Regions from separate parts of the Homo sapiens genome. Here region 1 is linked to region 2. A link is a loop called in an ENCODE intact Hi-C map of the cell type or tissue named here. Cell type or tissue: gastrocnemius medialis. All regions are shown on one strand. Region 1 overlaps TTC7B (tetratricopeptide repeat domain 7B). Region 2 holds the start of TTC7B-AS2 (TTC7B antisense RNA 2).

Region 1 (5,000 bases), 110 kb after region 2:
TGCTTTGTAAGGGGACAGGCCCAGGAGATGAGGGATGCTTGCCCACAGCAGGTCCCCACTTTCTGTATGATAGGTGCTCCCTTCCATAGGTCCATGGCACACAATTGAAAAGCCACAAAGTGAAAAGGCTCCCTCTTATCCCTGAGCCTCAGTCACCCCCACCACAGGCAACCACTGTCACCGGTTCTGTGCATCTTCCAGAAATCTCACATGCTGTACTTTGTCCCCCACCACCCCCTGAATGTGCCACCTGGTAGGTCAGTGCACATCAGCACCTGTAAGGTGACTTATACTTTGTCACAGCTACAGAGTATGTCTACTGTATGGTTAGACCATCATTTAACCAATACTCTACTGATTAACATTTAGATTTTAATCTTAAATTCAGCTGATAACATTTAGCTTATTATGGCAATTTGTGCCATGTTGACTCTTTCAAAGCAACGATTTTGCTTGAGTCAAGATGTAGAATCATATCATACCTTCACATAGCCTTTTAAGAGGTAAATTTAGAAGAAAACAGCTTTCACCGCACTGTCGGGTTTTACCTTATGTGGTTTGAGCTCCCCCACTCTAGTATTTTGCCATTACAGATAATGCTTCAATAAGTATCCCTATACACAGTCTACCCTTTACATTCTCAGGTTCTGCACCCACGGATTTAACCAACCTTGCATTAAAAATATCTGAAAAAAATCTGTCTGTACTGAACAAGTACAAACTTTGTCTTCTTGTCATTATTCCCTAAACAATACAGTATAAGAACTATTTAAATAGCATTTACATTGTATTAGGTATTTTAAGTAATCTAGAGATGATTTAAAACACACAGGAGGATGTGCATAGGATAATTTAAAATACACAGGAGGATGTGCAAATCCTGCACCATTTCATATCAGGGACTAGAACATCCATGGATTTTGGTATTCAAGGGAGGTCCCAGAACCAATTCCCCATGGATACTGAGGGCTGACTGTGTATTTTTTTTTATCTGTAAGATAAACTCTAAACAGTGGAAGTGATGGATGAAGGGGTGTGTACTCTTTAATTTTGATAAGTTTTGTCCATTGCCTTCCACAGAATTGTACCAGTTTACATTCCAGTCAACAATGTGCTAACGTCCACTTTCTCACGCCCTTGCCAACACAATGAATTCTCAGAATCCTTGATCTTTCCAGTCTGACAAGTAGAAAATGGTATTTCAGTTTTCTGTCCGTAGCTTTTGACCATTTATCTTCTTAGATACTGAGCTTTTCCTTTTTATTTCTAAGCACTTATTGTGTGTCAAAGAAATCTGCCTTGTCTCTGAAATAGGTGCTGTAAACATCTTCCAAGGGTTTTTTTTTTTTTTTTTTTTAGTTTTTGTTTGTCTTTTGCCGTTTTTTAAAATAAATTTATCAATTTTTTCTTACGGCATCTGTGCCTCCCATGATATTTGGAAAGCAACTATTCATGTTTATGGTTTCTTTTCCTAAAAGTTCCAGGTATGTTCCAGTGCCATTTGTCTATATACTATTCTGTAAAGAAAGTCAGAGAAAGGTTATTTTCTCCATTTTTACAATGTGGGAGCCCAGGCTGGATAGAAGTGAGCACCTTTGCAGTCTCACTATGCAGAAGTCAGGAGAGCCCCATTAGAGCATGGGATGTGGCACCTCAAGACATGGTTCCTCAGGAGCCATTCCTCATCTTCCTTGAGTGCACACCTTACTGCTGGCATTGGAAATTCGCATGTCCACAGCCCTTCAGCACTGAGCCAGGGTCTTTTCCAAACCAAACAGCTTCTTGGTGCCCATTTTTCAATTTCCACCTTGGGATGGCAGCTAAAAATGACTTTGCGGTAGGTGGTTAATTTCTGCTTGTTACTTACTAATAATTACAGCTTTCACTTTGGCACCTCTCATGGTTGAAACCAGCGGCTATTCTTAGATATGCAAGATCAGATTTTCTGATTTCTGCTGGAAATTTAAGGCTGTAATACTCTCACAAATTCCTTGGCCCTGGCCTGGCCTGGCCTGGCCTGGCGCCTTTGCCCAGACTCCTCCCAGGCACCAGAGGTTGCATCAGCAGGGTCAAGGGGTAATCCCGTAGCCTTGCCCCATTCGTGACGAGATGAAGACAGTTCCCAGACAGGTGGTGTGTGCAGTCACTGTACAGGGAGCGCCTGTGAGAGGGAACACGACGTCCCTGAGGGTCAAGCCCGTCCAGCTAACGTTTACCACACACTGTAGATGTGTCAGATGCTATTCCAAGGACTTTAATATGTCTTAATTTGTTCAGTCCTCATAATAACCTTATGAGGTATAAATACCCGTATTCACCCCATTCCATAGGTGAAGAAACTGAGACACAGCTATCAGGTCACTTGCCGAAGGTTACGTGGCTAAAGAGTTAGAAAGCCACAATCTAAACCCAAGCAGTGTGGCCCCAGAACCCTAGCTCCAACCCACAGTAGGCACTCAGTTGTCAACACAGTATCGTCCAGCATCTCCACCTGCCACAGTGGAGCGAGGCACTGGAGTCCTATGGTTATGAAGACAGACACAGCTCCTGGCCTTCATGGCATTTGCAGATGTGGAACAGAACAATGACAGAAGCACTTAACTCCCTGTGCCAAGTGCTGGGGGGAGCACTGTAGGCCCCTGCGACCCCTCATAACACAAGGCCTCCCCCAACCAGGGGAGCCAGAGGGGGCCTGCACACACTTGGGCAGTGACCTCAGCAGTGACTAGCACCAGGTCAGGGACGATGGAGGCATAGAACAGCATGTGGGAAGACCTGGGGGCAGCCTGAGCTCTGAGTGTTAGAGGAATACTGGCCCCTGGGGCATGAACCCTGAGGAGTAAGCAGTAAAGCAGCCAAGGGGAGCCAGGAGAAGGGCCCAGGCTCAAGTCATGCCAGCACCCCTGGCAGCCATGTTAAGATATTTTAGTTAATCCTAAAATCATTGGAAAGCTACTGAGGGACTTGAAGCAGGAGCATGAAAGGACCACTTTCAAAAGATCACTCCAAGCTGGGCACTACTCAGGAGGCTGAGGTGGGAGGATTGCCTGAGTCCGGCCTGGGCAACATAGCAAGACCCCTCTCCGGAAAAAAAATCACTCCAGCTAAATGTGGAGAATGGATGGAAGGCAGTCAAAGTGGACGCCGGCAGAGCAGGAAATTGGGAGCATTGGTCCAGGTGGTAGAGGACAGCAGCTTGGTCTGTGGTCTCAATGGAGATGAAGAGGAGGGGACCCTGAGATGCCTTCTGAGGCAGAACTGATGGGACTTGTTGTAGGTTGGATGTTGAGGGGTGAAGGAAAAGGAGGAATACAGAAGGAAACCTGAGTGTGGGGCTTGAGTCTGTGGGTGACTGGTGACACCATTTGCTGCAATGAGGAAGCCTGGGGAAGAACTGATGAGTTGGAGTCAGGGAGGCAGAGACTTCAGAGTCCCACTTGAGCTTGGAAGTGTCGGGTGCCTGAGGACAAGGAAGTCAGGATGCCAGGCAGGCGGCTGGATGTTCCGGTCTACATTTCAGAACTGGGCTGGAAACATACCTTTAAGAGTTGGGATTTAAAGCCCCCTTTAAAGGCCTAAGATAGGTGCTAAGACGGCCTAAGAAGAGAATGTAGGTGGAGAAGTGAAAGGGCCAGACTGAGACTGAGCCCCTCCACATTTAAAGCTTGGGGAACAGCCGGGTGCAGTGGCTCATGCCTGTAATCCCAGCAGTTTGGAAGGCTGAGGCGGGTCAATCACCTGAGGTCAGGAGTTCAAGACCAGCCTGGCCAACATGGTGAAACCCCGTCTCTACTAAAAATACAAAAGTAGCCAGGTGTGGTGGCAGGCACCTGTAATCCCAGCTACTCGGGAGGCTGAGGCAGGAGAATCGCTTGAACCTGGGAGGTGGAGATTGCAATGAGCCGAGATCGCACCACTGCACTCCAGCCTGAGCAACAAGAGCGAAACTCCACCTTGAAAAAAGAAAAAAAGATTGAGGAGCAGAGGAAGAGCCACAGCATCTGAAGGGGAGTGGTCGGCAAGGCGGGAGGAAAGCAGCGCAGACGGCATCGCGGCAGCCAGGGGGGCAGGAAGGAGCCCATGCGGTGAAGGCGAGAACCTGGGTCTGGCTCATCAGTTACAACCCTGGCCCCGCCACACACTAGCAGTAATACCTGGGCAAGCTATTCCCACTCCCACTGAGCCTCTATGTCTTCTATTAAATGAAGAGAGTTAGGACAACCACATAACAGCAAACACATAACAACTACTAAAATAACGATTTTTAAGGAGGATGTGGCCGGTGGGCAGTGCCGCTGAGAGGTTGGGAATGTAGCGACAAAAGCATTTGCTGGACCTGATGTATGGGAGTGTTGGTAACGAGACTGGATTTAGTGGCGTGGTGGAGATGGATGCCATCTGGTGTGGGTTGCAGAGCAAATGGCAAGTGAGGAAGTTAAGGCACAGAAGGTGCACAGTTCTTGCAAGAAGAATCCCTCTGGAGCAGCAATGAGGGATGTGATTGGGAGCCTGGGGCTTGAAGGGGGCTGAAACCCGTTGGAGCATGTTGATTGGATGTGCGGAGCTGCGTAGGGACTGAGGAGGCTGAAGCCCATTGGAGCACGTTGATTGCCCACAGGGATGATCAGGTAAAAATGAGGCCCTCGGCATCCAAAAGAGAGGGGGGATGTGTGGAGGTGAAATGAATTCCTCCAGCAAGAGTGTGGTGGGGTCCAGGGCACAGGCAGAGGGCTCTCAGTGACGAAGTCAGAAGAGACACAGAGTGGATGGAACAGAGGACACAGATGAGTTGTTGGTTTGGTGGCCAGAAGAGGCTCGGGGTCCACTTGGCTGGCTTCTGACTTCTCTCTGAATGATGTGTCAAGGCAGCGGAGGGGATGGGTCAGGAGTCAGAACAGCGGGGCTGAGGCCAGGAAGGGCTAGCGCCTGTCACTGCTGCAGCTAGGGGAGGAGGAGCTCATCCTGCTGTGCCACGGAGCCCCTGGAGAAGGGATCCCTCT
Region 2 (5,000 bases):
TATCTGGTTTTGATTTCAGCCTTTTTCAAGATAGATGATACTAAGGGTTACGTAAATTCTCAAGCCTGAGAACTAAAAGTGATGGACCTAGAAGATACATGGTATGTATCTGCTTTTCCGGAGTTGTAAGTGTTGACAATATCCAGAATGACATTGTCTTTGTCAACACTTACAACTCTGGAAAAGCAGATACATACCATAAGGGTATACGTATATGATGATGGGATGTATCTCATGGTATACCAAGTACCTGCTTTAGTTGTTCCCTTTGTAACTGAGATAACTCTTTTCAGCAAGGAGATGGGGAAAGGGGTCTGGGAATATAAGATGGTGCTCACTCTTTTCTTTCTTTTGGGGGTGCCCAGCTTGTTAAACGTCACTGGTACTGGCTGGCCCTGTAAGGCAGTTGAGACAAGGAGTGGTGGGTACACAGGGGGCCTTTGCCTTCACAATGATTGCAGTTTGGTTGGTGAACAGATATAAACTCAAATGAAAATCAGTATGGAAAGGTATAAAGTGCTATCTAGGCTGGCCTCAGCCCTGGGTCTTGACCCTGCAGACAGAGGAGCAAGTGTGAAGGCACAAGGGCAGGAAAGTTTCCCTGAAATGCCTGGAACTTTTCTTTAAAAAACCTCAAAATCTCCATTATCCACGTAGCTCTCTAGAAACTGCTAGGCTGGGCATGCCACTGGTGTAGGAGTACTGCTCCCCCAGGTCTCCACGCTATAAGCAAAGCCCCCGAGGGCATACTAGGCTGTTCTAGTTAAGAGAGTGCAGTGCTTTGCTGCCTGCTGAACTGTGTTCAGTGAGAAAGAAGGAGAAAAGAAACGGGTAGGAAATGTATCCCCTCATTGTCTTGGTTCATTCGGCTCATGATGGTTCTTTTTCATTCAACAAATATTAATTGGGTGCTTCCTGTATGCCAGGCTCCGTTTCAGAGGCTTGGGTTATGTCAGTGAATAAAGCCAAGGCCTCTGTCTTGGAGGCACTTACATTTTTGTGGGGATGTGAAGCCATCTAAGCTCCCTGAGGCAGGGACGGTGTCCCCTGCTCAACAGTGTGTCCTCAGGGACCAACCTGGCCTTGGCTGAGAAACATTGCTCAGTCATTGTGGAAGTAACCTAGTGCTTCAGCATTTCAGGAGTGCTGGTTGGTGAGAAGAAAACATGGAGAAAGGCAGACGGTTTCTTTGCTCTTTGAGATCTACTGGGTTGACTTATTGTGTTTGATCTTTAGTTATAAGATTCTCAGCCACATAAGAGAAAAAAATATTGAATAGACTCTAGCAGGCCTCCTTTTCCTCATTACCCAGGAAATTGACCCAGTCTTTTATTCACACTACTACTTTGAGTTTCCACGACAATGACAGGTGATATTGAATTTAAGTGTATTGGTGCCTAGGTCAGATTTTGAGGTCTGAAGATAATTTGGAAGGACAAGTTAAAGGGAAGAATTGTCTTTTCCCACCCTACTCCCAAGAAATAAAAGGAGAAATAACAACACAACAAAAATGTATTGAGCTTATTATTGAAGTAGCCACTCATTACAAGCTGAAATGATTCTCATGTCCCCAAATTTCTCTAGCCTTGGTTTTCCATTTTGATTTTGGAGCTCTGGCCTTCTTCCCATTTACATTTCCTCCTTGGTTTGATCACAGAGGGACAGATGGCAATATTAAAGAGCCGAGAATGTGGTTCAGAGTCATAGAACAGGACGAAACCAGGTGCGGTAAGCTTGTACGTTAGAATGTACATTTCAGAGCCTGGAAAGGTGCTGCCATGGGGCCCAAGGGGGAACTGGAACCTATCGCCAGGACAGAGGGTCGAGAGGGAGGGTTGAATGCTGGCGAATCAGCAGACAAGCCCTGGAAGGAGGTTCAGCAGGAGGAGGATAAAACCAGATAGAAAAGATAGGAGAGAAGAAAAGATGGAAGTAGGTCAAGGGAAGAGTAGACTATGTCCCCATGAAAAGTGGTAGGCTTTCCTGCCAGTGGAAAAACAAGGATTTGAATGAGAGCAAGGCTGTGGGACTCTGGCCTGAGCTCTCCATAATGGGCTGAGGACAGTGATGTTGGTGAGCGGAAGCAGAGCTTTGCCTGTCAGGCGGAACGAGCAGCTGGTGCTCCGGGGACCTGCAGGCCCTTTCCTCCTTGGTCCCAGCCGAGCTGTTGGGAACGATTCCAAGTGGAAGGAAATGCACCCAGCTCAGGAAGCTTGTGAAGTAAAGTGCAGGAGATGAACCCCAAGTTCTGACAGCTTGCCAGAGTGCCCGCTGAGTGAATGCTGGCAGGAACATTTGTTTTGAGAATAGTTTACCATAATGAATTCTGACATCATTGCACTCTCTCAGGCAAGGGTGTTGAAATGGAATAAATGACCTAATGTCAGGGATTTGTGGAAACCCTCAAAACAGGGAGATTGGGAGATTCCTTGGCTCTCTTATCTTCATTTTGAGTGGAGTTTTAAGCAACAGTTCCTTCTTAGATGTTTAATTGATCTCAACATTTTAAGAATTAACTAACAGTTTGAAGATATGAAAGCAATCGTGTGGGTTTTGTTTGCCTCTCTCAAATTGGGTTATCTCATAGCATTTGGAATAGAATTCTTGCAAGTTAACTTCCTCTTTTTTTTGTTCTGATTATCCGTGTACTTGAACATTTTTCCTTTTCTGCTCTCATGGCAACAGTGGAAGCGATTAGTTGAATAAAATTATGATTATGTGATTTAAACATGTTTGGAAGACAGGATTTCCTGGGAATCATGCTTTTACATTTGGGCACTTTAAGATGTGCCTGTTTCACCTCTTCTTGCTGTCCGATTGATCTGTGGTGGGGCGGGCACCCTTCTGGGTGCCGCATTCATTGCAATGGGTTGTAGCTTCAGGCCTTCTCAGCTCTGTGGTTACTGTGGCTTCTTTGTTTACAAGCAGATGCTTCCCAGATTGAGGAAGAATTTGCTTCTGAATCTTAAACTCTCTCCAGGAATAAACTGGAAACAGTTTGAGAAAAACTTGTATTTGCTTCAAAGGCTTAATTGGGAATACGCACCCAGTGGCTGGTGTTGCCTCATCCTGCCTGGCCTCCTTCGGGGCGGAGACTTCCTCCGTTCCTCCACCAGAGGGCCTCGGTCCTGCATGGGAGAAACCGTCTTGCACCTTAACGGGGGAATTGAATTTCTCTACCCGTCATTGATCTCTTTCGGCAGCCCAGGGCATTACCCGCATTCACTGGACTTCTTCACCTGGGCCAACGGATTTTCTTTCCAGTTTTGGACCAGTAATGAGTATCTTATTAGCTGTCATCACTGGGACACACAGAATTTATGTTATAAATATATGAAGTAATTTGCATATTAATGATGCAAAACATAGACCTGAACTCTTGGATTCATATTTTGTTCCTTCCTCTAGAGTTACACTTCTGTTTTAGAGCTTATGTGTACCCAGGAAGGTAACAGAGTACGGTAGAAAGCTCCCAGCTCACTCTCTCACTGGGCCTGTGAGCTTGAGCAGGCCCTTCACTTCTGTGTCATAACGGACCAGATTCTGTTGGATCATTTATAGCTGGAAAATTCTGTGCTTCTGTAACTGTCTAAGTAGCTTACTCTGTTTCCTAGGACACTGGAAACATTCTGAATGACCAGTTCCTATTTGTAGGCTTCCCTGGGTTACAATATTTAGGTTTGATCCTGCTTATTCCAGGCCTGATTTCTACCTGGTAAATCAGCCCCTTCAACCAGGGTCTCCACTTATGTTGCCTCAGTCACAGCTTATTTCATACAATTCAAAGTACCATCCCTTCTGTACCCAGTAGGAGTTTAATCCGTGATTCTGGAACAAAGTTAGACTACCATATCCATTCCCATCCTTTGTTTAGCTGTAGCTATTTCCTTCCCGCCGTGTTACTTAAGAGAACTGAGCTTCAGTCCAAAGCAAATGTACTTTGTTGCCTGTGAACATGGATCCCATAAAAACAAATGAAGGAGAAAGCAGAGTAGATTGCATGTCCCAGGGCCTGTTACCTAATCTTTATTCACGTCTCTGTTAGGTTTCCTTTAGTGCTGCTTGGCATCCTGAGCACAGCTTCTCTTTTTATGCCACCATCAAGCTTCTGATCTGATATCATCTGATATGTGTGGGTGAGAGGACTATGGGAGTATTTATGTACCTATGCCAATAAATCATTATCTTAAAGTTCTGGGGCCATTCTTGTGCATGAGAGCCCTGGGATGTCATGTAGGTATAAGATGCGAATTAATAGCCCTCATGAGTGCTTGTAACTTACAGAACCCACATTCAGTTTGATTTAATATCTTTGCATGATTCAAAATGTCGTCCAAGAAGAGAGCCAAATACCTAGAGCATCTGCCACGGCCTGCAGAGGCTGGCTGACACGTTTGCACTGGCTGACCCACACTGTGGCTTTTTGGAAAGATGAGATATGTTCTAATGAGCAGGTTATAAATATCGCCGAGTTATGTCATAGGTGGTGGCCGTGCTTAATGTAAAGGGACCAGCTGGGGAGCGTTCCCAGCTCAGCAGGCTGGATGCAGCTTTCAGAGAGGACAAGTGGGGCTTGAAAATATTGACCAGGATGTTACAAAATAATTATTTGTCTCTTAATGAAACATGTCACCAAATGTGTCCCTGTGGGGTGTGAGTGGCAGCGAGATGAGGTGTGCTCTGCTCACACTCAGGGAGCTCGGGTTCCAGTTGTCACATGCTCGCTCTCAGAAGGGGCCTCTGACCCTTTGCTTCTTTTTCGTCAGTGTGGGGTTTGGAGGAGGGTTGGTTTGATGAATTTACTGGGTTTGATAAGTTTATGTTCTCAAAGATGCAGAGTGGTTGCTTGGTGGAGTTCCTGTTTTTTTGTGCCTTCCATCTTCATATTTTATCCTTACCCATGTTGCACACGGTGCTTGCTCATATTCCTGTGCCCTGTTGCCCAGTGTTGTCTCCCACCTTTTAAATGAAAATATAGATTTCAGTCCCACTCTATAGAG

Evidence for each region. Peaks named below come from ENCODE experiments on the same cell type or tissue, not always from the same donor. Only the 100,000 strongest peaks of a DNase experiment are listed, where the experiment ranks them.
Region 1: it touches region 2 in a loop (4-fold over the local background); 6 of 110 quality-filtered maps call a loop at or near these places.

The regions. Positions count from the first base shown.
Region 1 is chr14:90,585,244-90,590,243 of GRCh38, reverse strand. The region is part of intron 18 of TTC7B (tetratricopeptide repeat domain 7B); the gene reads left to right. Among named protein-coding and RNA genes, the nearest start is that of TTC7B-AS1, 55 kb to the left of the region's middle. In gastrocnemius medialis, no CTCF peak of the experiment used is centred here; DNase peaks (open chromatin) are centred at 2,143, 2,613 and 3,433; H3K27ac peaks cover 4,048 bases.
Region 2 is chr14:90,695,881-90,700,880 of GRCh38, reverse strand. The region is part of intron 5 of TTC7B (tetratricopeptide repeat domain 7B); the gene reads left to right. TTC7B-AS2 (TTC7B antisense RNA 2) reads right to left here and starts at 3,548. Exons shown (of 2, transcript NR_135190.1): 1 at 3,217-3,548; 2 at 1,507-3,128. In gastrocnemius medialis, a CTCF peak has its summit at 3,103 (motif pointing right); DNase peaks (open chromatin) are centred at 2,190, 3,120 and 4,410; H3K27ac peaks cover 5,000 bases.